Linked DNA regions of Homo sapiens: region 2 is linked to region 1. Evidence: read pairs that join two places in POLR2A ChIA-PET (ENCODE). Cell type or tissue: K562. All regions are shown on one strand.

Region 1 (2,500 bases):
ACACTCTTTGCCAGTTGAAACACATTTCCCAGTTGCATCTGCCAATCTGTGACCTCTACTTAGGGAACCAAGATAGATCAGGTTAGAGAGGTAGGCTTGAGCCAGGTTTCAAATCCTCTTGAGAGGTGGGCTTGAGCCAGGTTTCAAATCGTCTTGAATGCCAAGCTGAGTTTTGACTTGAACTCACAGGCAGTGAGTAAATCACTAAAAGGTATTTTTGGAACGAGGGGTGGCCTGAGGCAAGGATTTGGGGACTCCTTGTAGTGGAGTTTCACGTGAAATAAAAGGGAGAGGCAGGCAAGGTTGCAGGTTGTTGCAACGACACAGGTTTGCGGCAGTACGGCTGAGGGAGGGCTGGAAAGACGGGTTGGATGGAAAAGATGAAGCATAAAAGTATGGTCAAGGGAGGACGAGGGAAGCGGACGGAAAGCAGGAGAGAAAAACTGAGGTTCCGATTTGATTGAGAATGAACCCTCTCTCGGGAGGAGGGGCCAGGTAGTTTAGTTTGGTGCTGGTAGTGCTGAGTTTGAGAAGCTGACCCCAAAATCTGGTCTTGACCGCAACACGGAGTGGGGCCTGAGCTCCTCGGTGCAGCCCCAGCTCCGCTACTCGCTGCTGAACGACCTTGGACGAGCCCATGTCTAAATCAGACTTGATAAAGGAGTCGCCTCTAAGGAGGAACTGGGATCCCCTCCTTCCCAGGCTGGTGCTCGGGAGGGTGGAGGATGGAAGGAGCGGGTCCTTCCCCCAGGGAGCTCGGGGTCTACAGCAGGGCGGGGAAGCGGCCCTTCCAGAAGAGGCAGGAGAGGGTCGCTCCCTCGGCCAGCCTCGGGCCGCCTGGGCTTTACTGGGAAAAGCAGCCGAGGTCCTGGAAGAGTCGCGCCCCGCGGCCCCCGAGGAGAGCCGCGGCCCTCTCCTTGCCTCCCCAGCGCCTGATTCTCCCTTGCTGGAATTCGGGAGTCAGGGATGCCTTTGGGGAATCCCTTCCCCTCCTTCGGTCCTCGGCACTGCCTCTGAGCTCGGAGGCCCCGGTCGCCTGGGCCCGGACGCCGGCCCGGACGCCAGCCCGGGAAGCAGCAGGTCAGGAGCGGGAGCCGGAGCCAAAGCTGGACCCAGGCCGGAAGTGCGGCGCCCTCCGTGGGCCTCTCTAGGAGCGGAGGCGACCGCGTCTCAGTGGGAATAACCCCTTCAGCTCCGGGAGGCCGTCGCCGCGTGAGGTGTTCGCTCGCTTTCCTCCTGAGAAGGGCCGAATGATGGCCGCTAGTCACTCTGGGGACATTTGGAGGATTGAATGCCTGTAACCGCGCAGGGCCCACGGCCTGGGTTTCCATCCCCGATCCGCCTCATGGCTGAGCTCCTCGGACAAGTTATTCAACCTCTCTGAGTCACAGCTTTCTTCCTTGCAAGGGGTTGCTGTAAGGATTCCATGAATTAATGCATGTGCAGCACTCAGAAGAGAGGCTGGACCCCGCGTGGTGGCGCGCGCCTGTGATCCCAGCACTGGGAGGCCAAGGCGGGAGGATAGCGTGAGCCCAGAGGCTTGAGGCTGCAGTGAGCTATGATCACGCCACTGCATTGCAGCCTGGGTGACAGTGAGACACTGTCTGGAGGGGAAACAAAAAAGCTATATATCATTTTTTTCCATTATTTATACTCTGCTATAAAAGAACTTTTGGTGGAGGGTCACGTTTGAGACATGAGAATAAGAAACATGATAAAAATGATAGTAATAACTGCTATTTACTGAGAGCCTTCTGTGTGCTAGGTTCCTTACACACCTTATCTCTATAACCTCAGGGCAATTCTGTGAAGGGAATGTTAATATTATTCCCATTTTATGGATTAAGAAACGGGTTAGGCCAGGCGTGGTGGCTCACGCCTGTAATCCCAGCACTTTGGGAGGCCGAGGCAGGTGGATTACAAGGTCGGGAGTTCAAGACCAGCCTGGCCAACGTGATGAAACCCCCTCTCTACTGAAAGTATAAAAATTAGCCGGGTGTGGTGGCGGGCGCCTGTAATCCCAGCTACTTGGGAGGCTGAGGCAGGAGAATCGCTTGAACCCAGGGGGCAGAGGTTGCAGTGAGCCGAGATCACACCACTGCACTCCAGCCTGGGCGACAGAGTGAGGCTCCGTCTTAAAAAACAACAACAACAATAAACGGGTTAATGGCCAGGTGCGGTGGCTCATGCCTATAATCCCAGCACTTTGGGAAGCCGAGGTGGGCGGATCACGAGGTCAGGAGTTTGAGACAAGCCTAGCTAACATAGTGAAACCCCATCTCTACTAAAACTACAAAAATTAGCCAGGCATGGTGGCACGCAGCTGTAGTCCCAGCTACTCGGGAGGCTGAGGCAGGAGAATCGCTTGAACCCGGGAGGCAGAGGTTGTGGTGAGCCGAGATCTCGCCACTGCATTCCAGCCTGGGCAACAAAGCAAGACTCCGTATCAAAAAAAAAAAAAAAAAAAATCAGTCACAGTGGCTCATGCCTGTAATCCTAG
Region 2 (2,500 bases), 140 kb before region 1:
GGCTGAGGTGGGGAGGATCACTTGAACCCAGGAGGCATAAGTTGCAGTAAGCCGAGATCTTGCCACTGCACTCCAGTCTGGGTGACAGAGCCAGATGGTCTCAAAAAACAAAAACAAACAAAAGGATTATCTTATTTCAGGGGACTGCAAATCTCCTTTTGAAAATCTTTCCTCAAACTAGACCTCTCCCATCCTGATTGCTCATTCAAGTTATTCATTCAACAGCTATCTATGGAGCAGCCACTGAGAACGTGCTGGGGGACCAGCCAGCGCTTGCCCTCAGGGAGCTGGAGACCCTGGCAGGAGGGCACAGATGTGCATCAAGGCACTCCACAATTGCCCAGTATTATGCTGGCGGGCTGCTCTCAAAGCTGAGAGGGACTCTGAGCTCAATGTGGGGTGGGATCAGGGAGAGCTTCTTGGAGGAAGTGGCATTTATACCCAGGCCTAAAGGATGATGAGATTTAAGTAGATGAAGAGAGATGGCCTCTGCTCCCAGCATCCCCCTCTGCCAATATGGGCCTCCTGCCCCACCAAACTGCTGAGTCTCACACTCCCTGGGAAAACCCTGTTCCTTTCAAGACTCAGTTCAAAGTACACAGCAGGTGGGTGAATGAATGAATAATGCCCAACCAGGGCCTTCCTATTCAAACTCATGTATTCTTTCCTTTCTTCAAATACTTTACCATCCAGCATGAGTCAGAAGAGACCTGAGAGGCCTCCTACCCTACCCTTGCCCAGCCCATTCTCCAGAAAAGCAAACAGAGGTTGCACCTGGTTTGGTGTCTGGTGGAGGCAGCAGCAACTCCCGGAGCTGGGAGTCTTTAACATCCTCGATCCAGCGGAGGTCCAGGAGCCGCAGGGCTGGCAGTGGGGCTGAGCCCAGGGCAGAGACAGAGAGCCAGGAGCAGCCAGAGAGCACCAGCTCCTGCAGGCCTGCGGAGAGGGGGCAGTCAGGAAGCAGGTGCTGTGAGGACTCCATCCCAGGCCTGTCCCTGTCCCCACCCTGTCCTCCGTACCACACACCCTACCTTGTAGTCGGTTCAGAAGCCACATGAGCTGCTTCTTGGAGACACCTGTCCAGCTGAGGTCCAGGGCACGGGGCTGGCGGCGAACCACACCACTGAGCATGGGCGGGGTCAGTGACTTCCGCCGGCTCAGGTCCATTCGAGGCCACAGACGCTTGTCATAGCACCTGGCGGCCATAGGGGGGAGACAGAGACCTCAGCCCTCAGCTCTCAGCAGCCCACAGTTCCCAGGCTCCCCAGCTCCAAGGGTGCACCCCAGCTCTCTTCTGGCCACACAGACAACAGGGTAGCAAGAAGCACCTGACCTCAGCCAAGAGCACTGGGATTGGAACCCAACTCCATCACTAACTGGAAATGAGACCCTGGGCAAGTCTGTTCCTCTCCCTGAGCCTCAGAAGCCTCGTTTATGATTGAAGGCAATAGCCCCCCCACTCTGCCTGCCCACAGGGCAGCTGTCAGGTCACATGGGCTCATCCCAGCTGTGGGCCTCCCAGCATAGAAAGTGTGCTGCCCAACACATACACAAATGCCACGCATGCTGCCTGATGTCATGCCAAGGGGACTGGTGTTATCCAGTCGTCTCCAGCCACCCTTGGGCTTCTTGATTCCTGACTGAGTTCTGGTGCTCATGGGTCCTTGCCTCCTTTACTCATCTCTGCTTCTGATCCACACCTGTCCCATCTTGACAGCCAGCTGCCCGCAGCTGGACTTACAGCCCTAATATCTTCCCTATTACATTACTGTGTTCCTCCAACTACAATGTAAATTCCACAAGGGCAGATTTGCGTTTTCCACTTTTTGAAAAAAAATTTTTTTTGAGACAGGGTCTCACTCTGTAACCCAGGCTGGACTCAGGCTCACCGCAGCCTCAACCTACTGGGCTCAAGCAATCCTCCCACCTCAGCCTCCTGAGTAGCTGGGACCACAGGCACATGTCACCACGCCTGGCTAATTTTTAAACAATTTTTTTGTAGAGACAGGGTCTCACTATGTTGCCTAGGCTGGTCTTGATCTCCTGGCCTCAAGCGATCCTCCTGCCTTGGCCTCCCAAAACACTGGGATTACAGGCATGAGCTACTGCACCCAGCTGCCCATTTGTAATGAATGAATCAAGCTAGTAACTACTTAAAGCTTCCACTGACCACTCTCCCCCACCTCCTCATCTACAGCATTTCATTTATTCACTCTGATTATAGAAAGCGTTATAGGTCCCAAGTATTGAAGCTACAAAGATGAACGAGTCCTAAGCAACATTAAACAGGTTTCCTAACCCGAGCACTCCACAGGCCTCAACAGACTATCTAACATGCAGTGGGCTGGGTGCAGTGGCTCACACCTGTAATCCCAGCACTTTGGGAGGCCGAGGTGGGTGGATCATGAGGTCAGGAATTCGAGAACAGCCTGGCTGTTCTACTAGTGAAACCCTGTCTCTACTAAAAGTACAAAAAATTAGCTGGGCATGGTGGCGGGCG

The links. Peaks named below come from ENCODE experiments on the same cell type or tissue, not always from the same donor. Only the 100,000 strongest peaks of a DNase experiment are listed, where the experiment ranks them.
Region 2: POLR2A ChIA-PET joins it to region 1 with 6 read pairs; 10 of 35 experiments call an interaction of 5 or more read pairs at or near these places.

What each region holds. Positions count from the first base shown.
Region 1 is chr16:30,804,234-30,806,733 of GRCh38, reverse strand. The region is part of intron 1 of LOC124903679 (a long non-coding RNA gene); the gene reads right to left. Among named protein-coding and RNA genes, the nearest start is that of ZNF629, 18 kb to the right of the region's middle. RefSeq lists silencers at 997-1,086, 1,227-1,286. In K562, no CTCF peak of the experiment used is centred here; DNase peaks (open chromatin) are centred at 713 and 1,133; H3K4me3 peaks cover 1,519 bases.
Region 2 is chr16:30,940,811-30,943,310 of GRCh38, reverse strand. It overlaps FBXL19 (F-box and leucine rich repeat protein 19), which reads right to left. Exons shown (of 11, transcript NM_001382779.1): 8 at 1,032-1,195; 9 at 775-936. Among named protein-coding and RNA genes, the nearest start is that of ORAI3, 7.0 kb to the left of the region's middle. RefSeq lists an enhancer at 1-747 and a silencer at 1,172-1,301. In K562, a CTCF peak has its summit at 1,203; a DNase peak (open chromatin) is centred at 1,190.